Linked DNA regions of Homo sapiens: region 1 is linked to region 2. Evidence: chromatin loops called from intact Hi-C (ENCODE). Cell type or tissue: heart right ventricle. All regions are shown on one strand. Each heading gives the region's core, and the rest is flanking DNA. Links, peaks and the distances in the headings are about the cores only. Region 1 holds the start of LINC01754 (long intergenic non-protein coding RNA 1754). Region 2 overlaps NCOA3 (nuclear receptor coactivator 3).

Region 1 (15,077 bases), core at 4,127-12,126, 200 kb after region 2:
CATTGGTAATTGAAATCGGCTATGGTTTCAAGCTAATGGGGGTACTTACATCATAGAAATCAGGAAACACTACAAATCAAAACTTTTATTTTCTCAAAAAGACTATTGTTAGACATTTATCAACACACCACTGCGTTTAGCTCAGATCTGGTCAATCAGAGGGCCACAGCTTCCTGGCCGTAGAGCAGGACTGGGCACAGAACTCAAGCAAGACCATGAAAGTCAGCTCAGGTGTTAGAAAGGATGCTCTGTTCTACTGGGGCTCCTGGACTGGTAGGATTAAGCCCACAGTTGTGAGAAGCCACTAATAGAGGATATAAGGTGTAAGGAACTAAAAGATGGTGAAAGTTCAAGTCCTGTTGACATTATTTGAGGCCCTTGATTCAGCATTGCCTAAAACTAGAATGTCCCCTGTGCTACAAGCCAGTACATGTACTACATTCTCTTTCTAGCATATACTGCTGGTGCCCTATAGCAAATCCCCTTGGCCTGCTTCTGAGATTAGCTACAACTATGATGGACAGGCTGGCAGCTCCCACCTCACACACACATCTGTTTCTCTTCTTCTTCTTCTTCTTTTTTGAGAGAGTCTCACTCTGTCACCCAAGCTAAACTGTAGTGGCGTGATCTCAGCTCACTGCAACTTCCGCCTCCTGGGCTCAGGTGATCCTCCCACACTAGTCTCTTTTTTATTATTTTGAGATGGAGTCTCATTCTGTTGCATAGGCTGGAGGGCAGTGGGGTGATCTCGGCTCACTGACACCTCCACCTCCCAGGTTCAAGTGATTCTCCTAACTCAGCCTCCCAAGTAGCTGAGATTACAGGTGCAAGCCACCACGCCCAGCTAATTTTTGTATTTTTAGTAGAGATGGGGTTTTGCCATGTTGGCCAGCCTGGTCTTGAACTCCTGACCTCAAGTAATCCACTTGCCTCAGCCTCCCAAAGTGCTGGGTTTACAGGCATGAGCCACCGCATCTGACTGTTTTTCTTTTCTCTTGAGGCAAAGTCTTGCTCTGTTGCCCAGGCTGCTGGCAGTGGCATGATCACAGCTCACTGCAGCCTCAACCTCCTAGACTCGAGCAATTTTCTCACTTCAGCCTCCTGAGTTGCTGGGACCACAGGTGCACGCACCACCCCCTGGCTTTTATTTTTTTATTTTTTTTATTTTTTGGCAGAGACAGTGTCGCCTTATGTTGCCCAGGCTGAACACCTGTGTCTCTTAACCTAAGAGCTGTCTCCAGCACAGGATGCAAGACAGCCCCAAAAAAGTGTTAGGGACTTAAAGCCACCAGAAGCTTTTCTTAACCAATGGAATACAGGAGTCAATGGGTAAGTACCCCAGCTTCTCAGTTCCCTGGAGGGACAATTGTGATTTGGGGTTTTTTGGGTTTTTTTCCTACCTACATCAAAAAAGGAATGCAGAAAATATGTCCACCATATATTCTACAGCTCAGGGAATTTTTTTTTAAGACTGGATGAGGGCCAGGCGCGGTGGCTCACGCCTGTAATCCCAGCACTTTGGGAGGCCGAGGCGGGCGGATCACAAGGTCAGGAGATCAAGACCATCCTGGCTAACACGGTGAAACCCCGTCTCTACTAAAAAAAAATACAAAAAATTAGCCGGGTGTGGTGGTGGGTGCCTGTAGTCCTAGCTACTCGGGAGGTTGAGGCAAGAGAATGGCATGAACCCGGGAGGCAGAGCTTGCAGTGAGCTGAGATCACGCCACTGCACTCCAGCCTGGGCGACAGAGTGAGACTCCATCTCAAAAAAAAAAAAAAAAAAAAAAGACTGGATGAGGCTCTCTAACCCAGATGCATACCAGGTTTTGAGGCTCAGAGCTTAGTGAAACTAAGCCTTGTGTCCCACAAAATTCTGATGCTCATGCAAGAAATATCCAACTGGGGAGGATACTCTGTCCGTGGACTGATTTGCCCAGGCACAAATTCAGGCTGAAAATAGCAAACTAAAGTTAGCCGAGATGTTCTGCCTTGTGGCCTCCTTCAGGAACATCCTGTCCAGAGGAAAGGATATTTAAGGAGAAAGGAAGCAGCACAAGTTCGACTCAGCCAAGAAACAGAGGAAGGACATCCCAAGCACGAAGTGGGGCACCAGTCTGTGTTCCAGCGAGAGGTGGGGGATAAACAACCATGAAACATCTACTGTGTGTGTGTATTCATGTATTTTACAGATATTCTCTTCTCTCACTTTGTCCTTTATGTTTTTAATTTTCCTTAAACTTCTTGTTCTCTCTGTTCACTTACACATTGGTTTTTGTTTGTTTGTTTGTTTGTTTGTTTGTTTGTTTTGGGACGGAGTCTTGCTCTGTCGCCCAGGCTGAAGTGCAGTGGCATGATATCAGCTCACTGCAACCTCTGCCTCCGAGGTTCAAGTGATTCTTCTGCCTCAGCCTCTCAAGTAGCTGGGATTACAGGTGCCTGCCACTACACCTGGCCAATTTTTGTATTTTTAGTAGAGATGGGGTTTCACCATGTTGGCCAGGCTGTTCTCCAACTCCTGACCTCAAGTGATCCGCCCACCTTGGCCTCCCAAAGTGCTGGGATTACAGGCATGAGCCACTGCACCCAGCTTACTGATCTGATCGTGGAAGCACAGTTGGTCAGTGCATTTTGCTACAATGATTTGGGGTTTGTATTTGGAGACTCATTTGCAAGAAATATAGGCACATCCTAAACTAGCCTGAACAAAAAGTTTGGAGGACATCAGGTGAACCTGAACCCAGGGGCTCAACATGGCTGGTTTCCATTTCTCTATCATCTCTCGGTTCTTCTCCAAGTTGGCTTTCCTCTCCTGTAGCTTTGCCTACCTGCTGGTTCTGGGGTTATTTCTCACCAGCACAGCAACACCAATGGAAAGGGAAAATACCCCTGACAATAGTTCCAAGAACAAACTGAGGAGGGCTTCGTTGGCTCAGTCTGAGTTACCATAAGCCAATCACTTAGCCAGGAAGATATAATGTTTTTTGGGGTTTTTTTGGTGGGGAGACGGAGTTTCACTCTTGTTGCCCAGGCTGGAGTGCAGTGGCACAATCCCGGCTCACTGCAGCTTCCACCTCCCGGGTTCAAGTGATTATCCCATCTCAGCCACCAAGTAGCTGGGACTATGCCACCACACCCAGCTACTTTCTTTTTCTTTCTTTCTTTATCTTCTTTTTTTTTTTTGTATTTTTAGTAGAGATGGGGTTTCACCATGTTAGTCAGGCTGGTCTCAAACTCCTGACCTCAAATGATCCACCTGCCTCAGCCTCCCAAAGTGCTGGGATTACAGGCGTTGAGCCACAGCACCCGGCCAAACCATTTGAAAGTATACAATTCAGGCCGGGCACAGTGGCTCACACCTGTAATCCCAGCACTTTGGGAGGCCAAGGTGGGCAGATCACGAGGTCAGGAGACCAGCCTGACCAACATGGTGAAACCCCATCTCTACTAAAAATAACAAAAATTAGCTGGGCATGGTGGTGCATGTCTGTAATTCCAGCTACTCAGTAGGCTGAGGCAGGAGAATCGCTTGAAGGGAGGCGGAGGTTGCAGTGAGCTGAGATCATGAGACTGCACTCTAGCCTGGGTGACAGAGCGAGACTCAGTCTCAAAAATAAATAAATAAAATGAAATAAAGTATACAATTCAGTGGCCTTTTCTTTTTCTCAACAGTGAATTTTATTTATTTATTTATTTAGACAGAGGCGAGGTTTCCCTTTGTTGCCCAGGCTGCTCAAACTCCTGGCCTCAAGTGATCCTTCTGCCTCAGCCTCCCAAAGTGCTGGGATTATAGGCATGAGCCACTGCACCTGGCCTGTCCCAGTAATATTTGTTGAAATACAAAATTGATTTTCTTCAATGAATTACCCTGGTGACTTTGTTGAAGATAATTTGGCCATATATGTGTCAGTCTCAGCTGGGCTTTCTTTTTCTTTCTTTTTTTTTTTTTTTTGAGACGGAGTCTTGATCTGTCTCCCAGGCTGGAGTGCAGTGGCGCATCTCCACTCACTGCAAGCTCCACCTCCCAGGTTCACACCATTCTTCTGCCTCAGCCTCCCAAGTAGATGGGACTACAGGCGCCCGTCACCACGCCCGGCTAATTTTTTGTATTTTTTTAGTAGAGACAGGGTTTCACGGTGTTAGCCAGGATGGTCTCGATCTCCTGACCTTGTGATCCGCCCGCCTCGGCCTCCCAAAGTGCTAGGATTACAGGCGTGAGCCACCGCACCCAGCTAGCTGGACTTTCTATTCTCTTCCACTAACCTATTTGTCTATCCTTCTTTATTTTGTTTTTTTATTTTGAGATGTGGTCTTTCTCTGTTGCCCAGGCTGGAGTGCAGTGGTAGGATTATAGCACACTGCAGCCTTGACCTCTTGTGCTCAAGCAATCCTCCTGCCTCAGCCCCTCACGTAGCTGGGACCACAGGTACATGCCACCACACCCAGCTAATTTTTTGTAGAGATGGCATCTTGTTGTGCTACCCAAGCCGGTCTTGAACTCCTGGGCTCAAGCAATCCTCCCACCTCAGCCTCACAAAGTCCTGGGATTACAGGCATGAGCCATCATGCCCTACAAATCTTTCTGTTACCTTTTCAAATATGTAAATTGTCCATGGATACCCAATCATACAACACAATTGCCCTTGTTCATACAAGTATTTTCTGAGTCTAATTTGTGCCAGTCATTGGGCATACAGTGGTGCTCAGGACCCAGCACCTTCCCTGGCCTCATGGAGCTTGAGGTAGTAAACATCTGCTGGTTTTGCCTGCTCAAAATCCTCCCTGCTTCAAGCAACAACTTCCTCCTCTCCACTGGAAAGCCACTGCCCATCCACTCTCACCCCACGTGTTCAGAGAAGGCTGACCTCAACATTCCCTTCAAAAGGTGGATGCATAGGCCAGGTGCGGTGGCTCATGCCTGTGATCCCAGCACTTTGGGAGGCCGAGGCAGGTGAATCACCAGGTCAGGGGTTCAAGACCAGCCTGGCCAACATAGTGAAACCCTGTCTCTACTAAAAATACAAAAATTAGCCAGGCATGGTGGTGCACACCTGTAATCCCAGCTATTCAGGAGGGTGAGGCAGGAGAATCGCTTGAACCCAGGAGGTGGAGGTTGCAGTGAGCTGAGATCGTGCCATTGCACTCCAGCCTGGGCAACAGAGCGAGACTGTCTCAAAAACCAACAAACAAAAAAAGGTGGATGCATGATCCAGGTTTGGCGACATTTTTCTAGACCTGCCAGTAAGATGTAGTTTTCTATACTCTGGTTTTTGAAGTTGGGGAGCTACAGGGGGCACTATTGCCTGAGATTCTCCTCCTGAGAAGCCAACATGGAGGACATGAGGGTCTCCAGGGGGAGATCAACAAGTACTTACCCTGTGGCCATCATTCTGGCTGTGCCTGAAGCTCACGAGGCTCCTGGGATTTCCAATTCTATGAGTCAATAAATTTTGTTATAATTATAATTCTGTTTATCTTTTTACTTTTTTTTTTTTTTTGAGACTTTTTTTTGTCACCCAGGCTGAAGTGAGTGGTGCAATCTCCGTTCACTGCAACCTCCGCCTCCCGGGTTCAAGGGTTTCTCCCTGCCTCAGCCTCCCGAGTAGCTGGAACTACAGGCGCGTACCACCATGCCTGGCTAATTTTTGTATTTTTAGTAGAGATGGGGTTTCACCATGTTGGCCAGACTAACCTCAGGTGATCCGCCTGCCTCGGCCTCCCAAAGTGCCGCGGTGTGAGCCACTGCGCCCAGCCTTACCTTTTTACTTAACACCATTTGAGTTGAGCCTACTTGCCCTCTGCTCAATATAAAAGAGTTAATGCAGGCAAAAAGGACAAAGGCTGGGTCAACACAGGCATCTTGGGGCAATTCCTTGGCCAACTTTTGAGGCAATGGTTATGAATTCCCTCCTTTGAAGGCCTCTGTCTAGCCCCTCTATCCAATCAAATAACAAGTCCCTAGAGAACAGTATTTTTCACACTGAAGATTATGACCCACTAGTGAATCATGAAGTGAATTTATTGGGTTACAGCCAGCACTTTTTAAAAAAAGAAATAGAAAAGAATACAAAGAATAGAAAATATCAGAGGGCATTCCATGTTGCAAGCCTAAGTATTGTTAATAAAAATGTTTCTGTTGTGTGCATGTGTGTACTGAGTCACCATGTAAAATGTATTTGTTACTGTGGGACACGGTCGAATAGGCTGGAAAACCTCCGCTGTAGAGCAATCCGTGGCAGACTCTGTGGGCTGCCCACCCAATAACCCTCCCTGCCTTTCTCCTTGCTGAGAGAATTATGATTTTGTCCAATACCCCTCCCTGCCTTTCTCCTTGCTGAGAGAATTATGATTTTGTTAAGGAATGGAAGCAGCCATGTGTTTATAGGGAGGTTGAGCTGTGTGGAATTATGGGTGGGGGCTAAGCCTCTTTATAGCCCAGGGAGTGAGTGCTGTTGTTGTTGTTGTTGTTTTGAGACAGGGTCTTGCTGTGTCTCCCAGGATGGAGTGCAGTGGCACGATCATAGCTCACCACAGCCTCCACCTCCTGGGCTCAAATGATCCTCCCACCTCAGCCTCCCAAGCAGCTAGGACTACAAGTGCACACCACCACCACATCCAGGTAATTTTTTAAATTTTTATTTATTTTATTTTTTTGAGATGGAGTCTCGCACTGTCGCCCAGGCTGGAGTGCAGTGGTACAATCTTGGCTCACTGAACCTCCACCTCCAGGTTCAAGCAATTCTCCTGTCTCAGCCACCCAAGTAGTTGGAATTACAGGTGTGCGCCACCATGCCCAACTAATTTTGCTATTTTTAGTAGAGACAGGATTTCACCATGTTGGCCAGGCTGGTCTCGAATTCCTGCCCTCAAGTGATCCACCTGCCTCGGCCTCCCAAAGTGCTGGGATTACAGGCATGAACCACTACACTTGGCCTATTTTTATATTTTAGAGACGGAGTCTCAATATGTTGCTCAGGTCTCAAACTTCTGGGCTCAAGGGATCCTCAGAGAGTGAGTTTTAATCAATATAAGTCAGTGGTTCTCCAGTTGTGAATGCTGAATCCTCAAGACCTTTCCAAGAGGTCCACAAAGCCTTCTTTTTTGCAACAACATACATGTATGAGACCAGAATTTCTGTGTATTTAAAGCAAAACAGAATATCACAATGGGTTGAATGCAGAAGCAGGCATGAAAATCCAGCTTCTTCTGTTAAGCAGACATCAAAGAGATAATAGCAAAATGCAAAACAGGGCCACTTTGCCACTTGGAGGCCAAGGCCAGAGGATCGCTTGAGTCCCGGAGTTCAAGACCAGCCTGGGGAACACAGAAGGACCTTGTCTCTATAAAAATTATGAAGTAATTAGCTGGATGTGGTGCTGCAAGCCTGTGCTTCCTGGTACTCAGGATGCTGAGGAAGGAGGGTCGCTTCAGCCCAGGAGGTCGAGGCTGCAGGGAGCTATGATTGCATCACTGCACTCTAGCCTGGGAAACAGAGCAAGAACCTGTCTAAAACAAACAAACAAAGAAACAAACAAAAAATGCCATGCTTTGCACTATTTTTTGTCTTGCAAAGTATAGCTATTTTTCATAAAAAATTATTTATGTTACTATGTAAAGGATAATTTTGAATGAATAAATACATGTTTAATTTTTTTCACTTTTAACTTCTAATATAGCAAATATCAATAGACATAACCACATAAACCAAAGCTCTTTGGAGTCATTAATAACCTGACAACAGCTTTTTTGTCTCATTTTGTTTTGTTTTGTTTTGTTTTGAGACGGAGTCTCACTTTGTCACCCAGGCTGGAGTGCAGTGGCATGATCTCGGCTCACTGCAACCTCCGCCTCCCAGGTTCAAGCGATTCTCCCGCCTTAGCTGCCCGAGTAGCTGGGATTACAGGTGCGTGCCAACACGCCCAGCTAATTGTATTTTTAGCAGAGATAGGGTTTCACCATGTTAGCCAGGCTGGTCTCAAACTCCCGACCTCAGGTGATCCACCCACCTTGGCCTCCCAAAGTGCTGGGATTACAGGCATGAGCCACCGTGCCTGGTCCTGAGACAACCATTTGAGAACACTGACCTAAGCCACTCATGCTTGTTTCCTTCGACTTGCCAGTGATTTTATTAGGAATGTGATGCAATTCTAGTAAATAAGATTTAAAGTTAGCTGAAGACTTCCGAGGAAGTTTTCCTGCTAGAAAAATAAAAAAGAAGAGCAGCATGGGAGGAAACAGGTTCTCTTCTTCTACTCCACTGGATTAATGTGTATGTGATGTGCCTCCTGGAGCAGTGGCAGCCATATTACAACTATGAGGTTACAAGGTTGAGAAAAAAGCCGACACACTGAGGATGGCAGAGTGAAGAGATGGAAAGAATAAGGTCCTTTAAGATAGTGTTGAGCCTCTATCCACCAGCCCAGGACCACCTATCTCTGGATTTCTTGTTCTGTAAGATAATAAATCTCTCCCCACAGATCATAAAATCTATAAAGCCAGAGTTTTTCTTGGATTTTCAGGAGTGGTGAGGGGGTTGATCTGTTTTATTCATTGCCATATCCCCAGCACCTAGAACAGGACCTGGAATATAGTAAGTGACAGGAAAATGTTTGTAGAATAAATGAATGACTCCTTAAAGATATTCCTTGTTGTATTTTGTTATTCTTGTTACTTATAGCCAAAACACCGTGTGTGTGTGTGTGTGTGTGTGTGTGTGTGTGTGTGTGTGTGTGTGTGTATCTTGCTGTGTCACTAAGGCTGCAGTGCAGTGGCCTGATCATGGCTCACTGCAGCCTTGACCTGCTGGACTCAAGTGATCCTCCTGACTCAGCCTCCCAAAGTGCTGGGATTACAGGTGTGAGCCACTGCTCACAGCTCAAAACATTTTTAATTGATTCAAACGTCCAGCCCTACTCCAATTTCTGCTTATGGGAATTCTTTTCAGCCATCCTCCTCAGTAAGCCTTTCATCAAACAGTGTCTCAGCCCAAGTTGAGCATGCCCTAACTTTTTTTTTGAGACGGAGTTTCGCTTTTGTTGCCCAGGCTGGAGTACAGTGGCGTGATCTCGGCTCACCGCAACCCCTGCCTCCCAGGTTCAAGTGATTCTCCTGCCTCAGCCTTCCGAGTAGCTGGCATTACAGGCATGCATCACCATGCCCAGCTAATTTTGTATTTTCAGTAGAGACAGGGTTTCTCCATGTTGGTCAGGCTGGTCTCGAACTCTCAACCTCAGGTGATCCGCCTGCCTCAGCCTCCCAAAGTGCTGGGGTTACAGGCGTGAGCCACTGCGCCCAGCCACGCATGCCCTAATTTATAACCTCACAACACCATGGGGTTATATCTATTTCAGAACTTGTCACTTTTTTGCGGGGGGCAGGGGGTGGCTGTCTCTTTGGTCTATTTCACTAGAAGTGGAGGTCAAAGGCTTATTAGTTTGGGTAAAATCTAGGCTGCTATAACAAAGAGACATTAAGTTTAGTGGCTTAAACAAAATCAAGTATATATCTCTCTCACTAACAACCCAAGTTAGGAGGTCCTAGGGTAGCAGGGAGGCAATGGCCAGCTTCAACACACAGCTTCAATCTCTGGGTCGAGGTACCTGCTCTAGGTCCTGCCATCACACCTGCATCCTGGCCAGTGGAAAATGGCAGAAAAAGGGGCAAAGGGAGAACATATCCATTCCTTTTAATAGCATGACCCATTAAGTGATGATAAAGTGTGTCAGAGCAAAAAAAAATAGCATGACCTAGAAGGAACATTTATCATTGTTGCTTATATCTCACTGACCAGAACTCAGTCACATCAACACTTAGATCCAAAGCAGGCTGAGAAATGTAGTCATCAGGCCAGGCACAGCAGCTCACACCTGTAACCTCAGCACTTTGGGAGGCCGAGGCAGGCAGATCACCTGAGGTCAGGAGTTCAAGACCAGCCTGGCCAACATGGTGAAAACCTGTCTCTACTAAAAATACAAAAATATCCAGGCATGGTGTTGTTGGGTGCCTGTAATCCCAGCTACTCAGGAGGCTGAGGCAAGAGAATTGCTTGAACCCAGGAGTTGCAGTGAGCCAAGATCACGCCACTGCACTCCAGCCTGGGTGGCAGACCTAGACTCTGTCTCAAAAAAAAAAAAAAAGAAAAGAAAAAAAAAAGGAAATGTAGTCATCGGGGGCCGGCCATGGTGGCTCACCCCTGTAATCCTGGCACTTTGGGAGGTCAAGGTGGGCAGATCACCTGAGGTCAGGAGCTGGAGACCAACCTGGCCCACGTGGTGAAACCCCATCTCTACTAAAAATACAAAAATTAGCCGGGCGCAGTGGCCGGCACCTGTAGTCCCAGCTACTCGGGAGCCTGAGGCAGGAGAATCACTGACCCGGGAGGTGGAAGTTGCAGTGAGCCAAGATTGTGCCACTGCACTCCAGCCTGGACAACAGAGTGAGACGCCGTCTCAAAACAAAAAAAGAGAAATGTAGTCATCAACTGGATAAACATGCACCCACCTAAAACTCATAACTTCTGTTATTAAAGAAAGAAGGGGAAAAAAGAGATATTAGTGCTGAAACAGCTGTCTCTGCCATAATACTCAGTTTGATTCATCCTTGTACCCTCAGAGCCTCAGAAAGGCTTGGCACATAGTGTTGAGGAAAAATTTAATGAAAGAACAAGGCCAGGCGCAGTGGCTCACACCTGTAATCCCAGCACTTTGGGAGGCCGAGGCGGGTGGATCGCGAGGTCAGGGGATCGAGACCATCCTGGCTAACACAGTGAAACCCCGTCTCTACTAAAAATACAAAAAATCAGCCAGGCGTGGTGGCGGGCGCTGTAGTCCCAGCTACTCGGGAGGCTGAGGCAGGGGAATGGCGTGAACCCGGCGGGCGGAGCTTGCAGTGAGCCGAGATTGCACCACTGCACTCCAGCCTGGGAGACAGAGCAAGACTCCACCTCAAAAAAAAAAAAAAAAAAGAAAGAAAGAACAAATGAGAAAGAACAGAACCCAAGAATCTTGCTTTTTTTTTTCTTTTTGAGACAAGGTCTTATTCTGTCACCCAGCCTGGAGTGCAGTGGTGCAATCACAGCTCACTGCAGCCTCGACCTCCTGGGCCCAAGCAATCCTCCCACCTCAGTGTTCTGAGTAGCTGGAACCACAAGCACGCACCACCACGCCTGGCTTCTTTTTTTTTTTAGACGGAGTCTGGCTCTGTCGCCCAAGCTGAAGTGCAATGCCGCGATCTCGGCTCACTGCAAACTCCACCTCTCGGGTTCAAGCGATTCTCCTGCCTCAGCTTCCCGAGCAGCTGGGATTACAGGCACCTGCCACCACACCCGGCGAATTTTTGTATTTTTAGTAGAGACGGGGTTTCACCATAGTGGCCAGGCCGTTCTCGAATCGAACTCCTGACCTCAAGTGATCCTCCCACCTCAGCCTCCCAAAGTGCTGGGATTACAGGCGTGAGCCACCACGCCCAGCATTTTTTTTTTTTTTTTTTTTTTTGGTGGAGATGCGGTCTCTCTACGTTGCCCAGGATGGTCTCAAACTCCTGGGCTCAAGTGATTCTCCCAATTAGGCCTCCCAAAATGTTGGGATTACAGGTGTGAGCCACAGCCCCCGGCCAAGAATACTACTCTTGATGGATATACCATTAATCTGGAAATCAAACAGAAACCAGAAGAGACAATATTAGCTCATGAACACAGCCAGTCGTGTTGGCTCATGCCTGCAGTCCTAGCGCTTTGGGAGGCAGAGGCAGGAAGACCACTTGACCCCAGTAGTTCAAGACCAGCCTGGGCAAAATGGCGAAAACTCTTCTCTACAAAAAATACTAAAATTAGCCGGACATGGTGGTGCGCACCTTTAATCTCAGCTACTCGGGAGGCTGAGGCAGGAGAATCTCTTGAACCCAGGTGGTGGAGGTTTCAGTGAGCCAAGATCGCACCATTGCACTCCAGCCTGGGCGAGAGAGACTGTCTCAAAAAAAAAAAAAAGGCCGGGTGCAGTGGCTCACGCCCTGTAATCCCAGCACTTTGGGAAGCCAAGGCGGGCGGATCACGAGGTCAGGAGATGGAGACCATCCTTGTTAACATGGTGAAACCCCGTCTCTACTAAAAAAATACAAAAAAATTAGCTGGGCGTGGTGGCAAGCGCCTGTAGTCCCAGCTACTGGGGAGGCTGAGGCATGGGAATGGCGTGAACCTGGGAGGTGGAGCTTGCAGTGAGCCGAGATTGCGCCACTACACTCCAGCCTGGGCGACAGATTGAGACTCCGTCTCAAAAAAAAAATAAAATAAAAGACATTGTGCACTTTAAATATACCCAGATCCTAAGATCCTAGCACAGTTGGAGCCAGGTGCTCAAAGATGTCTTCAGAATCTTCTAGTCCTTCATGCTGTCAGCGTCTTCTGTGAGGCTTCACTCTCAGTGTGGTGAGAGGGGCCAGCAGTCTCAAGAAAGGCGTGTCTCTGACAGTTTCAGCAGGAAGTGGTAGGAAATGAATCCTCTGATTGGCCCAGTTTGGGTCATGTGCCCAGATCTGACCAATCACATTGGCCAGATGGATGAAGCCCTCCGATTGGCTAGGTCTGGGTCACATGTTCACATCAAGCGTTGAGAGATCCAGATCTGGAGTAGAAGAACGAAAGTGATTGGCAAGAGTCTGCTCAGCAGGAAAAGCTCTACTGATCTACTCCATAGCTCCCTCTCTGTCTGGCTCCTGTTTCATTCTTCCCATTACAAAAATCCAGGGAAACTATTGGGCAAAGGCAGAGTCTCCTCCAAGGGCCTCAGTTGCTGGGCAGGCAAAGACCAAATGGTCTTTTCTTTAAGGGGGCGGGGTGCTATAATCACTTATATTAATTATTCAACCACATAAATTAACTTCCAGGACTCTGGATATATTTCGGGGGAAGAGTCTAAATAATTCATATTTGATTCATAATACGTGCATATTCTAATACCAGATAATTGGAAAATTATACACCAGAAATACTGTTCATGCAAATATGCATTGTTACTCTCTGCATAAAGGAGGCATTGCAGGCATAATTAATAATGATGGTGCCATAATAACAGTAAGTCTAATTCTGTGTTAAATTCTGTTTGATTATAATGCATTAAATCTATGATTTAACGGTTTTATACATGTACATGCACACGCATATAATTTTACAAAAAATCATAAATGTGATCATATCATATATGTTGGGGGAAAGAAAGTTTTTGTTTTTTGTTTTTTGTTTTGTGAGATGGAGTTTTGCTCTTGTCGCCCAGTCTGGAGTGCAATGGCACAATCTCAGCTCACCGCAACCTCCACCTCCCAGTTTCAAGTGATTCTCCTGCTTCAACCTCCCGAGTAGCTGGGATTACAGGGCCTCACCACCACGCCCAGCTAATTTTTACATTTTTAGTAGAGACGGGGTTTCACCATGTTAGCCAGGCTAGTCTCGAACTCCTGACCTCTGGTAATCCACCCCTGCCCTTGGCCTCCCAAAGTGCTGGGATTACAGGCGTGAGCCAACATGCCCGGCCAGGAAGTTTCTTCTAGAGAAATCTTTTTGGTTTTTCTCTTTCTTTTTTCTCTTGGCTTCTCCTTCCCTATTTCTCCTTTTTCTCTCCCGTTCTCACCTCGGGTTTGTATGCTCCCATCTTTTTCTCCATGCCTAGGTAATTTTATACAAATACACATATACAGCCAGGCTCGGGGGCTCATACCTTTAACCCCAGCACTTTGGGAAGCCGAGGCAGGCGGATCACTTGAGGTCAGGAGTTTGAGAACAGTCTGGCCAACATGGTGAAACCCCGTCTCTACTAAAAATACAAAAATTAGCCAGGTGTGGTGGGCTCCTGTAATCCCAGCTACTCAGGAGGCTGAGGCATGAGAATTGCTTGAACCAGGAGGTGAAGTTGCAGTGAGCTGAGATTGCGCCACTGCACTCCAGCCTGGGCAACAAAGCAAGACTATATCTGGAAAAACAAACGAACAACAACAAAAAAAACAAATACACATATACATACATATTTGGATACACGTACATGTATATGTAAGTATAGACATGCAAACATACTACATACACATTGAATACACAGGAGTTTATATAAATAGCATCATGTTATACTCATTTTTCTGTATCCTCCTTTTCTCATTTAACACATCACATTGACATCCCTCCAGGCCACCTGGCAAAGAGCATTTTAGTGGCTGTACAATATTCTGTGGTGTGGCTATACCGTGATCTATTCAGAAACTCTGTAAGGATGGATATTTACTTTGTTTGCCATTTTTGCCAAGATGAACAATATTGCACACATCTTCTTGCACATATATTCTTACATATTAGTTCCCAAGAGTGGAACTTATCCCATGGAAATGTTAAAAGGCCTTGCCCAAAGGCTGTAACAATAATGTATTAGGGTTGCCGGGCGCGGTGGCTCACGCCTGTAACCCCAGCACTTTGGGAGGCCGAGGCGGGTGGATCACATAAGGTCAGGAGTTTGACACCAGCCTGGCCAACATGCTGAAGCCTGGTCCCTACTAAAAATACAAAAAATTAGCCACGTGCGGTGGCGCATGCCTGTAATCCCAGCTACTCGGGAGGCTGAGGCAGGAGAATCACTTGAACCTGGAAGGCAGAGGTTGCAGTGAGCAGAGATGGCACCATTGCACTCCAGCCTAGGCAACAAGAGAGAAACAATGTCTCAAAAAAAAAAAAAAAAAGCACAATGACGTAGAGCCAGGCGAGGTGGCTCACGCCTGTAATCCCAGCACTTTGGGAGGCTAAGGTGGGTGGATCACCTGAGCTCAGGAGTTTGAGACCAGCCTGGCCAATGTAGTGAAACCTCATCTCTACTAAAAATACAAAAAATTAGCTGGGCATGGTGGTGGGCACCTGTAATCCCAGCTACTCGGGAGACTGAGGCAGGAGAATTGCTTGAACCCAGCAGGCAGAGGTTGCAATGAGCCGAGATGGCGCCATTGCATTCCAGCTTGGGCAACAAGAGCAAAACTCAGGTCTGAAAAAAAAAAAAGTATTAGAGTTTTTTTCCTTATGGCCACCAGAAATAACTGTTAAGGTTCTTTGTTTTTCT
Region 2 (15,077 bases), core at 2,337-10,336:
CTATTTTTAGTAGAGATGGGGTTTCACCATATTGGTCAGGCTGGTCTCAAACACCTGACCTCAAGTGATCCACCCGCCTCAGCCTCCCAAAGAGCTGGAATTACAGGCGTGAGCCACCACGTCTCGTCACAATTACTTTAATGTAGAATAGTAACAATGAGAATACCTTTCAATGCTATCAAAATCTAACGCTATTTCTATATTATATGGAAAAGTCCAAAGTATATCCATGATAAGATTTAAAATGAACAAGTATCTTACAACAACTGGATAGAATGTTTCCTATAAATACTATAGGCCTTTCTATACGTAACATTCAAGCTATGGAACATGTTGAAGCTTAGACATCAACAGAATATATAATAAATTGTTAGAAAATGAACTTTCATGGAATAACTAACTAATTAAAGCTGAAAAGCAGCAAAGAATTATACCTGCTAGCTCAAAAACCATGAAAATTTTGGTATATGGCTTAGCAGCACTAATCAGCTTTCCTTTTGGTTATTTGGGATTAAGACAGGAGGGAAAAAGTTTGATTATACACAGCAAATTAGCTAAATGGACAAGGATACAGGAACTACGCCCTGTCCAAAAGGAAAAGATATCAATCAACACTACCAGTGTTCATTAGGCAAGCAAGAAGTTATTTTGAGGGACCTAAAAAAAGCTATAGTGTGCCAAAATAGCAGATGGGTTATCCAGTAAATCTAAATTGACATAGAAACCAACTAAAATATTTTACTTTTCCTAAATTAATAAGGGAGAAATAAGGAGATAATTTTGTGGTAGTACAATACTAGACATCTCATATATACTGTAATTTATTTACCATGACCCTCCAGAGTATGTATTACTATAATAGTCCCATTTTACAGATAAGGAAATGGCTAACTTTCCACTAGAGCACACACAGATTCTGGATGGCAGAGCTGGAACTACAATATTTTTTCAGACTTCATAACCAACAAAATATGTATCAAATGTTTCTTGGGCATTTTATTCCCCACCACCACCAAAACAAGCCATTTGTACTACTGAATCACACTATAGCCAACCAGTTAGCCAGAAAATTTCTCAGCTTATCAGTAAGAACACTGAGAGGTTATGACAGCCATAGTTTAGGGGCATGCAGTATTAGGGACAGAGGCAAGGAGTTGCTCAAGCTCAGCAGATACTAATGCTCCCCTCAAGTACCTTACCTAACCATTACCCACCGATGTCACTAAACTGCCCTTCGTGGTGGTCTAATATTACCCATAACCCTTACTTCCACTTGAGATGGTCAATGGCTCACACAGCAAAAGGAAAATTTGAGATCGACATATACAAACTATACCTTAAAATGGTCAGTCAAGTATTGTTATTCTTTGGTTTGCTATCATTAAATGGTGGAGCCACTTGACTATCCCAGCAGCAATTTAGTTTATCTGTCAGGCTTGTTTCCCTAACTTATACAAGGTATGATTAAATACACTAATTAGAGAGAGGTTTGGTGTATTTCTTGAGAATCACAGTAACTTATGGAAATTTTTTCAAAGAGCTATGGATCTGAACTGGTTTATTAAAAACTGCTTCAAGCACTATGCAAAAGCAGAGACTGCTCAAGTCAATCAGAAAAAACAAGTTCTTGGGAAGAATGAGACAGTCATACATAAAAGTTCTACCCAAAACTGAAATTCCAAATTCTCAAATTCCTAATCAGACAACTTAGAAAATAACCACTACTAGTTAACACAAGGGCTTAATCTTACAAGGTTTTTTTCTCTACCCTAAAAATATCAAAAAGTTTCTTAATCTTCTTTCTTTCAATCCGTCATTCATACCCTTACTAATAAAATAAGAGGAGCTCCAAGAGAACTGGTACCACGGAGAAAGGACTGAAGACAAATATAACGTGTGTAAAGGACAGGGGAAGGCAGGGAAGAGCTTTTATAACGTGGAACTGTTATAAAAGCTTCCTCCTCAAGTGGATGACTCTTCCAGTTAGTATCTCCTCCTACCTTTGTTTCTTTCAATGCTGGTAAGGAAGTTAAGAGCTGTGAGGAGATAAGTAGGAGGGGAAAGAAAAGAAAATTTTTTTTAATTTTTTTTTTTTTTTAAGACAGAGTCTTGCTCTGTCGCCCAGGCTAGAGTGCAGTAGCGCAATCTCAGTGCAACCTCCGCCTCCCAGGTTCAAGCGATTCTCCTGCCTCAGCCTCCCGAGTAGCTGGGATTACAGGCACCCACCACCACGCCCAGCTAATTTTTATATTTTTAGTAGAGACGGGGTTTCACCATCTTGGAAAGGCTGGTCTTGAACTCCTGACCTCATGATCCACCGGCCTCAGCCTCCCAAAGTGCTGGGATTACAGGCGTGAGCCGCCGCGCCTGGCCTACTTATTTATTTTTCTTTTGCTTCCTCATCCTCTGTCAGAGAGGGAAATTTTTTATATCCTTTTGTTTTGTGGCTGATAATTTGCTATTATGTTTTGTAGGATAAAGTATAACACAATCCTTTTTTTTTTTTTCAATTTAATTCCATTTCAGCTCAAACGTTTTGCATGCCCAGAATCATTTTAGCCCCAGAAAACAGGGATAAATGTCACTACCAATTACTAGAACTCTCAGGCTAGCAGAACAGGAAAACAGAAAAACAATTAAATTTGGTAAGTGTTAAAAAAAAAAAAAAAGAAGGAATCGTTTGAACACAATGAATAGCAAAGCTAGGAGCCTACAGTTTTTAGAAACAAAACATACACATGGTATCTACAAGAAACTACCTTGGTGGAGATGTATACAAGAAAACAGTACAACTTCAGTTCTTGGTAATTTCTTCTCCACTATCTTTGCTTTATAATGCCAGCATATTGAGTGAAGGGCTAGCAAGAAACAATAAAGTAAAACATCCTATTTTTAATATATAAATTGAACAGAAAAGCATCTGAATGTAAATTATTTTATGCGCAAGGTTCCATTCTCTCTTCCTTCTTGCACATTTATGTTCCAGTTTAAACCTGATGAAGTTGAATTTAAACATAAACTCCCCAGAGACTAGAGTGCTAGAACTGGGCATACCAATTAGCCAACTCAGGTGTTAGTTGCAACTGGAAACTTGCTGCCAAGAGACTTCTCAACCTCTACATGAGCAACAGAGTTGAAGTTCACAGATAATACACTGTACAGAGGGAGTTAAGGGAGCCAATTCCATCCATATCCAAATCAAGTTACCCTCTCCTGACAGCATACTAACTAGCCGGGTAACTCTTTTGTTTTAAAGGTTACATTGACTTCTACAATTTAATACACTGAATCTATCTCATATATAAGAACAGACTTAAGTCTGAGCTTCATAAACCTGAATTTGGCTTCAGTTTAAACAACCTGTTACCAGTCATACTTCTTCCTCATCAATCACCACCAGCAACCCCAAAATGATCTTTATACTAAAAGTTTTTAATAAAGGTAACTGAAACATTTCCTTTATTTTTAACCTTAAGTCACTAATTTTTTTTTAATCTTTCCCACATCGCTTTTCCATCTAGAATATTCCTGCCCTTCAAGATTAATTTGTCACCTCTGGTAAAACCATCCCCGACTCTCCCAATTAGACAAAAGTTTTCCCTTCTTTATCCTAAGCATTTTCCATATTTTTACTATAACATTTTACATATTACACTATTTCTGTCTCTGCTTCCTACCTTGTAAGCTCTAAACCATTGTGTAAACTTGTATGTAACTCTATTTTTTACAAATTTTTTTTTTAACTACCACCATTCCTCTTCTCTTTTCAAACTCCAGTTCTCCTTTGCTTTCCCATCAGCTGTACTTTTGACCAACTCCACATCTTCTTAAAATACAGAGAAGGTTCTCCTTTTACAGAGGTAAAAAGAAATAATTTGGCTGGGTGTGGTGGCTCACACTTGTAATCTCAACACTTTGGGAGGCCAAGATGAGAGGACAGCTTGAACCCGGGACTTCAAGACCAGCCTGGGCAAAGTGGCAAAACGCCGTCTCTACAAAAAATACAAAACACTTAGCCAAGCGTGGTGACGCACACCTGTAGTCGCAGCTACTCGGGAGGCTGAGGTGGGGGTATCACCTGAGCCCAGGAGGCAGAGGTTACAGTGAGCTAAGGTTCGCGCCACTGCACTCCAGCCTGGGTGAAGGGAGTGAGACCCTGGTCTGGAGGGGCAGAAGGAGTGGGGCTTTTTTATTTTGTTTTGTTTTGTTTTTGAGATGGAGTCTCGCTCTGTCACCCAGGCTGGAGTGCAGTGGCGCAATCTCGGCTTACTAAAACTTCCGCCTCCCAGATTCAAGCGATTCTCCTGCCTCAGCCTCCCAAGTAGCCGGGATTACAGGCAGCTGCCACCATACCCACCTCATTTCTGTATTATTAGTAGAGTCGGGGTTTCGCCATGTTGGCCAGGCTGGTCTCGAACTCCTGACCTCAGGTGACCAACCTACCCCAGCCTCCCAAAGTCCTGGGATTACAGGCATGAGCCCGGCCGAGGAGGAGATTTTTTAAACCCCAGTATTGTGTACCATTTTTTACCTCTGGGGTTTGTAGTTTAATTTTCCTTTGACAGACATAAGTATCTCTACATCAAAAGTAGTACTTATACCTAAGTTTGTCCCTGTGGCATATAATGAAAATAAAAACAGCAGAGGAAGAAAGAGATAAATAAAAACCAAGGGTTTTAGCCATGCTAAGGTAAGTGAGAAAGAACTGGATAAAGAAGAGTGGTGAGGAGGGACAGTGGGTATGTGCACAGAGCAGAAATGAAATCTGATATAAATTAAATTAATAAGCAATAAAGATGTAAAGGAGAGATGATCACAGCATATGCCCCATTCTCTTCTAATCTATTCTTTCCATCTACCTCACAGAGGAAAAGACAGTATTGAGAAGTAAATGTTAAAGCTTAAGAGATGACAACATTAGCCACCTGGTAACCAAACAGCTGAGAGCAGCAAGGATGGTACATAAAGTGTACCATGGTACACTAAGTAAACAATGAAGAGGGGGAATGGTAACCATGGTCAAATGCAAGACAGATAAATATTCCTAAACCAGAGTGCCTGTAGAGTAAAAAACAAAATAACAAACTTCCCACTATAGTACTAAAGTTAGCCCTGTCCAGCAATATCAAAAATAGAGGCTACAATGAGTTTGTTCACCTGCAACACTGATGTTACAAAAATTAAGACTGTAGAAATAAATGTAAAGCTAATAAAAGACTTTTGGGTTGATTTTTCAAAGAAAAGATATTGAAGGTAGAACAGAGAGATGTCCTTCTTATAAAGCAAAGAGGTTGGAGCAGATCTGTAACTCTAGCAACACGACACGGCAAGTCTGACTCACAAGACTTCCTGAATAGGTCATCATCTGTACTGCTGCTTAGTCTGTGGCTCAGTCCTTTTTTTCCTGACCTCACAGCTTATTACTCTTCAGTAATCATTAAATAACTTTAAATTCAAAAGAATCCTTTTTTAAAAATGTTTCCGGGCCAGTTTCAGTAGCTCACACCTGTAATCCCAACGCTTTGGGAGGCTGGGGCAAGAGGATTGCTTGAGCCCAGCAGTTTGAGACCAGCCTGGGCAACATAGTGAGATTCTGTCTCTGCAAAAAACACAAAAATTAGCTGGGCATGGCAGCATGTGCCTGTGGTCCCAGCTATTTAGGAAGCTCAGGTAAGAGGATCACTTGAGCCCAGGAGGTCAAGTCTGCAGTGAACCATGATCACCGCACTCTGGCCTGGGGGACAGAGCAAGATCCCGTCTCAAAACAGTAACAATAATAATAGTTTCCATATCCCTAGAAGTTATGTGTCTGATAATAGAATTTGTCTTTTCAAATAAATCTCTAAAGCCATTATTCATCTGATGACAACAATACAAATAATGAATAAGAAAATATATATCAAAAAGTTAAAAAATAAAAAAAGCTTTCAACATTATTTGCTTTCTGGAGGGTGGGGTAGCACTGGTAAAAAGGTTAAAAGGTATCAGAACTGAAAACTCAATAAAACCCTTGACCCTCTCCATTCCTCTCCAAAAAATAGCTACCGTCTTATGTGGAGCTAAACATTTATACCATTAGGTCAAGATTGCTTCAGGGAAGAAATGTGCAGTAAGCAAAAATATAAAATACTGCAAAGAGGAGGAGAAGTACATCATTCAATTTAAAATACAACATTAAAAAATAAAAATAAAAAATAAAATACAACATAGCTTGGTTTTTTCTTTGTTGCTATTCAAATGTTAGTTTCATGATCCATAACTTTTTTTTTTTTTTTGAGACGGAGTCTCGCCCTGTCACCCGGGCTGGAGTGCAGTGGTGCAATCTCGGCTCACCACAATCTCTGCCTCCCGAGTTCAAGGAATTCCCCTGCCTCGGCCTCCTGAGTAGCTGGGACTACAGGTGTGCACCACCACAACCAGCTAATTTTTTTGTATTTTAGTAGAGATGGGGTTTCACCATGTTGGCCAGGATGGTCTCAAACTCCTGACCTCGTGACATGATCCATAACTTTAAAGAACTTTTTTTCTGTACTTCACAAAACCTGCCTATCCATGTCTAGTAAATGAAGCTGGGGGCACCTCATTATTATTAGAGAATATCTGAGGCAAGAAAATTTTATTACGAACTTCTGTAAAATCATCCATACACCTAAACTGGTTAAAACCAAAACCTACTTCACCAAGTATCTTAAGAGTGGTCACTGTTCAACATATCGGGTGTCATCCACATAGAAAAAGGAAATAGTATCCCCTATGCTAAGTGCTTGGGGTAGATGAATTGTTGATCAAAACAGGAATTTTTTTGCCTTCAAGGAGCTGATGACTCGGTGTGAGGAATTAACAAACTAGTAAGTAGATCATCAGAAATTGTATTATATGCTACAAAACGTCTTTATTTAAAATTAATGGCCGATTTGTGATTCAGAAACAGAAACAACTGAGTACCAGACATATCCTATAATGTTATACAGCTGTTCAAAGTCCTAAATCTCTATAGTAGATATGTTTCTTACTAATAAAAGAAGTAGATTCAGGTTAACAACTAAATGCCCCTGAAATTGGCCAAACTTCAGATTGGTTAGCTCAGACCTCCTCCGTATTTAAGCAGCACAGAATAGAGGCAGCTGTAGCAGGAACTGGGTGTGCTACAAGATACCAAATACAACAAGGTGAAAGGTTTAAGTCAAATGCTTCTAGAGTTCCAACCAAATTCACTAGATTTCAAGCCTTTTGATCTCAGGATTCCTTTACCTCTTAAAAACTGGAAACCTGTAATAACTTCTGCTATGTGGGTTATGTCAGTATTCACCATATTAGAAATTAAAACTTAAGAAACATTCACCTTTTTTTTTTTTTTTTTTTTGGAGACAGGGTCTCAGCTCTGTCACCCAGGCTGGAGTGCAATGGTGTGATCACGGCTCACTGTAGCCTCGATCTGCTGGTCTGAAGTGATCCTCCCACCTCAGCCTCCCGAGTAGCTGGAACCACACGCATGTGCCACCATGCCCAGCTGATTTTTTTAATTTTTAGTACAGACCAGGTCTTGCTATGTTTCCCAGGCTGGTCTCCAACTCCTAGGCTCAAGCAATTCTCCCACCTCGGCCTCACAAAGTGTTGGAATTACAGGCATGAGCCACCAAGCCGGACTCATTCACTTTTTTGGTTTATTTGTTTTGTTTTGTTTTTTGAGATGGAGTTTTGCTCTTGTCACCCAGGCTGGGCTGGAGTGCAATGCCGCAATCTTGACTCACTGCAACCTCCACCTCCCCAGTTCGAGCGATTCTCCTGCCCCAGCCTCCCAAGTAGTTGGGATTACAGGTGCCCGCCACCATGCCCGGCTAATTTTTGTATTTTTAGTAGAGACAGGGTTTCACCATGTTGGCCAGGCTAGTCTCAAACTCCTGACCTCAGGTGATATACCTGCCTGGCCTCCTAAAGTGCTGGGATTACAGGCATGAGCCACTATACCTGGCCCTCATTCACTTTTTAAAGCCCATCATATATTAACATAAATAACAATTTTTGCAAAAAACAAAACTTCTGAAACAATGAGAATTATAAAATAATTAAAAACATATATTTGCATATAATTACCTGACTTAATAGAAAACAGTTATTTACTTCTGCATTCAATCCGGTGCAATGTTATCTTGATTTAAGGATATAAAGAAAATCTGGCCTCACAAAGACATGTACTTGTAAAAGGAAGGACTATTTTAATAAACTTTTATAAATAATTATGGATATTTCTTGATATTACACTAAAACAACTGGTAATTTCTTAAAGGTGAGTTTTATAGGAGAGAAAAAAATAATTTTTCCTCTACCCTATCTGAGTTCTAAGTTGGGTCAGACCCCTTAACAAAAGACAAATTAACAAGAGAAAATCAGAAATATAATAAATATATCTCATGTATCCATGAGAGATACCCAGAGAAATGAGTAAATCTTTTCATTTCTAAGAGGTGGCTTAGAATTCAGACTTAAATATCATCTTCAGCTGAAACAAATAAAGAAGGGCACAGGGGCTAGGGAGCAATAGTTATGGAGAGGTGACCAAGAAAAGCATGGTAAACAACAGTAAGGCTTGTTATACAGATTTAAGTCTATGCCTTCTCCATTAGTAAGTTTCTAGTGATTGAGTCATCCTTTTCCTGGTAATGAGGAAGACACCCTTACAAGGGAGATTTCCTTTATAGATATAAATTTTCCCTTACAAAAGGGTAACTTCTACTCTGTTTTCAGAACTTCTCCTGTGTCTGCTTCTCAAAATAATCCTTACACCAAACAGGCATATTTTAGGGTGGTATATTCTAGTCTCCTACAGTTGCAAAGTGGAATCTGAAACCATATAAATGAATTTTCATGCTGTCTCATTAAAATGCATTGGATCTAACTTGCACTCTGAACAGATCTTTAACCCATGCATCACTGTATAATCAAACACCGGGTCATTTAGATAATACTGGTTCACTGAGTTAAAGTAGATCTTTCAAATGCTGGTACATTTCATTACACAATTTTTTTAACCCACATTCATTAATGTCACCACCCATCTCATCAGGAAAGTAATAAAAGGCTGTTATGCTCATGGTGGCCGATTCAAGTTTACTTACTTATAATTTCACTTGAAGCTCAAATTTTATCACTGTCAACCAATACAGTCAGATGTTTTCCCTGTAGTGACAGGTTCACCTCACTCAATTTGAAGACAGTCTCCAAATAACCAAGACTCAATAGCCATGGTTTGTCACTCATCCAAGTAAAAATGGTGTTCCATGAAAAAAGTGGGTACTTCAGTTCACAACGCAAACTGCGCAAGTGCTTTTCCCGGAGACAGCCATCATACTTTGGCAGGCAGAAGTCTTTGTGCACATTTTCCATTCTCATCACACAGAACATTAAAACGACAGTACTTAAGGGTACAGTGAAAGGTACTTAAGGAAAAAAGGGAATGAGGGCCAGGTGTAGTGTTGCTGCTTCATCATGGACAATCCTCAGTGGAAAACTGATTTTTTTTTTTCTTTATGAGCTCCTGGCAGTGAAGAATGCAATGTCTACCTAGGAGCGGAGTCTGGCGCCACTGCCTTAATTCATGGTAAGGTGTCAGCAATTTTATGCATCACCGCATTTCCACCATCGGTGCAAACACCAACGGGATGAAAATAGCAAATAACACATTAGCATTATTATGAGAATAGTCTTAACCATGTAGAACCCTTAAAAGGTTCTCAGAGACTACCGGGAGTCCACGCACCACACGTTGAGAGCCACTATATTAGATTAAGGTTGGGGCTGAGAGCCTGAAACTGGGTCTGGCTTCTCCAAGATACCCCACGTTCATGTAATAAATGTTTTAGGGCCAGGAGCAGTGGCTCATGCCTATAATCCCAATACTTTGGGAGGCTACAGTAGAGGGTCACTTGCCAGAAGTTCAAGACCAGCCTGGGCAATGTGGCAGGACACTGTCTCTACAAAATACAAAAAAATTAGTCAGGGGTGGTGGTAAGTAAATAAAGCAAGTAAGCAGATAAGTAAGTAAATAAACAGATGCTTTAGTATCTACTATCTGCAGGCCTATATAAACAAGCCATGTTGTGAGATCAAAAGAACATGGAGACTTCCTGAAAGGATAACAGAGAAATGCTGCTATCAATCAACACCACCTTATCCCATTGCTCCAAATATAATAATGACAGATAAAATACGAATTTTGTATTAACTTCAAAAGACACAGTTACGCTCAAACATGACAAATATATTTGTGGACCATGACAGAGGGGAAATATAAAGCAATAAATTAATAACTCCATGAACCCAACTGAGCTCCAGGACAAGAAACAAGCAAAGGCAGTCAGGAAATGAAATCATGCACAAGATAAGAAAACCAAAAGCAAGGCTCACAGGTAAAACGAAAAAATCTCATAGGTAGAAACCAAACAAAAAACTCATGAAAGGAAGGTGAAAAAAGGTATTATCAATAGCTAAAGTTATTATTTCAAACTGCCACAGGCAGTTGTAGAGGAAATAAAAGGTACTCTAAATAAATAAAAGGTAATATATACATAATAATAATATATATATGTCTCATACACACACACACACAAACAAAACCTAAGTAATGCATATCACCAACATTGCAATAATATCTCAGAATTAGAATCCTAGATCTAGACTGAAAGCATGGTGTAAATGTATGAAGGCAACAAAAACAGAGGTATAGGTGGCAGGGAGACATACAGAAAAGAACACCAAAATAAAGGGAAAAAAATTATTTCCCACTCAGCATATAAACCATAAACTAAAATCCTAAAGTGTATTTAAAAAGTGAACTAATGGGCCAGGCGTGGTGGCTCACGCCTATTATCCCAGCACTTTGGGAGGCCAAGGCGGGCGGATCACGAGGTCAAGAGATCGAGACCATCCTGGCCAACATGGTGAAACACTGTCTCTACTAAAAATACAAAGATTGGCCGGGGGTAGTGGCATGCGCCTGTAGTCCCAGCTACTCAGGAGGCTGAGGGCAGGAGAATCACTTGAACCTTGGAGGTGAAGGTTGCAGTGAGCCGAGATCTCGCCACTGCACTCCAGCCTGAGTGACAGAGCAAGACCCCACCTCAAAAAAAATAAATAAAAATAAAAAATAACTGAACTAAGGAAGATAGTCAAGAAATTCATCAATATCAAAAGATGAATTCAATGCTTAATAAAAATCTTGAAATTGGTTTAAAATAAATGTTTATGATCCTTAATGAGATAAAGAATTGGCCAGGCACAGTGGCTCAAGCCTACATTGCCAGCACTTTGGAAAGCTGAGGTGGGAGGCTCACTTGAGCCCAGGAGTTTGAGACCAGCCTGGGCAACATAGCAAGCTCCCATCTCGATTTTTAAAATAATAATTGAAAGCCATTACGAATGATAAAAAGAAACAGAAGAATAAATGGATGTTAAAAGAACTATAAGCTTTCACGAATTATAAATAATTTGAAAAGATAGTATCATCAATTATCCACAGCCAAACTCTAGACAGACATGGGATACTTGTCTGAAACCAAGAATCAATAGACAAGGTTAATTCCTAAACTGGACACACAAGCACACATCATTAGTGAACAAGAAAACAACGAATCCAACTTAAATGAAGCATAGTGAAGAGGGGAAAAGAACACAGACTTAACAGCTGATTTGAGCTCAGCATGACCTTACCAAATTTACATCTCTGAAGCTCAATTTCATCTTCTCTAAAATGCACATCCATCACCTTTACAAAGTTGTTGAGAGGATTAAAAACCACAGGTAAAACAAAACCTCAGTGATGTCTGGCAAATGGTAGGCTCTCGAAAAATGGCTCCCTCAAGAACTGTACCATTTACAGACAGAATCAAGGTAATTAAGAAAAATGGAATTTGGCCTCTTAACTACAAACAGATCTACAACCTAGTTTACAAAAAAAGATATTTGTGTTTTCTAATTCCTATATTACTGATACAGACAGGAGACAGGGAAATACTGGGTAGAAGAAGGCAGTTCCCTGGCAAAGGCCCCACTCAAGCCTGAAAACCCATGACCCTAAATGAGAACAAACATTCCTGTTTTCATGCCTAAAAGTTGCCTTTTGACCCACCACGCCCCCATATCCTGTACCCATATAAACCCCAAGCCCCCGGCTCCACAAGGAGACAAACAGAAGAGCAGAAGAATGGCAGAATGGCACGGCAGAGAAAGAAGAGAAGGAACATCTGAACACCAAGAGGAGTTCGGCTGAGGACGGTCAGAGAGGAGATGGGCCACTGGATGGCCAAATTCCAGGGGAAGATCATTTTCCCACTCCATCCCCTTTCCAGCTCCTCATCCATCCAACTGACAGCCAACTCCATCACTCAATAAAATCCCCACATTCACCATCCTCAAGTCCGTGTGTGACCTGATTCTTCCTCGATGCTGGACAAGGACCTGAATACCAAGAAGGCCCTGAGCTGTTTAACACTTAAGCCGTCCATGGTCGGCAAAGCAAAAAGAGCATACTGTAACACATGCCTACTTGGGCTTGGGGAGTTGCAGACTCCCACCCCTGGACACTCCCATGAGAACAGAGCCCAGGGGCACTCGCCCCAGATCCTGCACCTGCCTGCACGCATGCTCCTCCTCCCAAAAGGGGTTTGAGAGCACGGAACAGATGAGCCACAGCCCTGTCGCACGTCCTGTGAGGGGGGTCAGGGAACTCTCCCATTTAATTAGCTGAATAAATTAAGCAAATTGTCTAAATCTTGGTGCCTACAGGAGAATTTAAGAGATGTCTCTTGAGAAATACTAAATTCTCAAAGATGCTAAGATCTTCAAATGAAGTTTTGGTAGTGGTCTTGAATTGTTCTTATGGCACTTAAAATGTTTTCTAAAAACCTCTCTGATATCATACACTTCTCTGTCAAAAGAATTTGTAGAAACGGAACTCTTATTAGGAAAGGCATTTGGGTTACAAGTGACTAAGGATTACTTCTTCCTTGAAAAATCATGTTAACGTTCATAACTTATCGCTCTGCAATTTTTTTTAATCTAAAGACACTGGCAATTTAGCCTAAAAAAAACCCTTCACTATTCATCACTCTTAATAAGATGGCTTCCTTTCCAACTGCCAAAAGGAAAATGGAAAGAAACTCAGGCTTCTCATATTTCAAATAAAATTAAGAGAGAGCTATTTAAGTATGGAAACACCAACAGTTTAGATGGTACCTTCACACCACAAACTAGACTTATCAAAAACCTAAGTAAAAATTCTCATACACAAAAATAAATTTCAACTTTCTTCTCAGCGCCTAGGAATCAAAGCCTTAAACTACTGAATCATGTCTGGAAATGAAAAGACAGTAGGATTACAGCTGTGCATGGCCAATTTATCTTCTGAAGTCAAAGCATTTCTCCTGTTACCTTGCAGCAAGTCAATGTGATCTGCATATAAATATATTAAATGGTCACAGTATCTGAAACCTATACCAACCACAAAAGGTGTTATTTTAATTAACAAGTTGGCAACATTATGAGCTTTACAGTTTTATTCTAGAATTCTTTTTGAATTATCACAATTTAAAGAAAATTTTTAAAGGCTAAGAACTCAGACTAACAATTATGCCATTCCAATTCTATTTATGTCACCCTCCAGTAAAATAGCCCTATAAATAGCTTGGCAAAGAGAACAGCAATATAACAATAGTTGGTTTAGAAAAAAGTTAATTTCTACCATTTAGTCTTCTACAACAGGACAAAATTTTATGGTAATGAAATTAAAGAAGGGCCAAATCAAACACTATATAACAAAAGGGCTATCTGGAATGTGTTACATTATTTGTAATAGCACAGAAACTATAAAAGATAAATTCCATGTAAATGAATGAAGTAGCCTGCATTGCTGATCTTCCAAATGCTTGTGTACTCATATAAGTTTAATATATTGAGCTCATTAAAGATTTACACTTAGTTTCTTATATTAATGATAAGCAATACATGATGGAAAATATATTTAAAGCTTAGGAACATATGTTGAGCATGTGTGCACATGCAAAGCTTTCAAAGTTGCTTTAAAATGTGAAAATGAATATGGCTCCCCCTGTTATCCTTGATAAATGTCAGCTGTCATGTACTCATGTCCAATACATACTATTTTTCACAGAGCAGAGACCCAGAAAACGCAATTTTGAACCCACCAGCTGCATGTAATGGTTATACATAAGCAAATTCTATTTGAGGTCAGAAGTTTAAAGGTTTTCAATATCAACTTCTAAATAATGCAGGCTTTATATGTTAAATATTACACAGATTCAAAAGCATACTCCAATTAGAAGTTTTTGGAAACAGACAAAATCGTAAGAAGGCAATTACTCTAAAAGTTTGGCACATGAGATAGGCTCATTTATAACAGTGATACAAACTGGACTATTTGTACAGCAGTTCACCTTTTATTAGATTATTGAGCTGATATTTAGGCTAATTCTATTTCTTAATTAAGTTACAAAATTAAGTACTATAAAGCTATATTATTACCGATCTAACGATTTTCATGTCTATATCTGAAAGCTTAGCAGAAAGTAAACCGCCATAACCTTTGGTCTTTGCTATGGTTTGAATATAGTTTATCTCCACAAAACTCATGTTGAGGCTTGGTCCGCGATGTGGTATTCGGAAGTGGTGCCTTTAAGAGGCAAGTAAGTCGTTAAGATGGATTAATGCCTTTCTCACTCCCTTGAGTTCTTGCTCCCACAGGTTTGGACTAAAGAGTGGGTTGTTACAAAGTGAGACCACCTCTTGTGTTGGTAACTTTGCACATGCCTGCTTCCCCTTCCTCTTCTCCACCGTGGTGTTACGACATGGCACAAGGCCCTCACCAGAAGCTGACCAGATCTCAGACTTCCCAGCTTCCAGAATCATGTGCTAAATAAACCTTTCTTTTATAAACTACCTAGTTTCTAACCCTAGAAGACCAGAACACTAGAACAGAACACCAGAAAGCAGACTAAGACATTCTTTGACTTTAATAATAAAATACAATTATCAATAGGAATTGTCTTTTGAAAGCATCCCCTGTA

What was found. Peaks named below come from ENCODE experiments on the same cell type or tissue, not always from the same donor. Only the 100,000 strongest peaks of a DNase experiment are listed, where the experiment ranks them.
Region 1: it touches region 2 in a loop (3-fold over the local background); 24 of 110 quality-filtered maps call a loop at or near these places.

What each region holds. Positions count from the first base shown.
Region 1 is chr20:47,398,322-47,413,398 of GRCh38, reverse strand. It overlaps LINC01754 (long intergenic non-protein coding RNA 1754), which reads left to right and starts at 1,255. Exons shown (of 3, transcript NR_146496.1): 1 at 1,255-1,329. RefSeq lists enhancers at 445-604, 2,802-2,991. In heart right ventricle, for the core only: no CTCF peak of the experiment used is centred there; no DNase peak of the experiment used is centred there.
Region 2 is chr20:47,600,927-47,616,003 of GRCh38, reverse strand. The region is part of intron 2 of NCOA3 (nuclear receptor coactivator 3); the gene reads right to left. Among named protein-coding and RNA genes, the nearest start is that of NCOA3, 110 kb to the right of the region's middle. In heart right ventricle, for the core only: no CTCF peak of the experiment used is centred there; a DNase peak (open chromatin) is centred at 5,336; H3K27ac peaks cover 2,688 bases.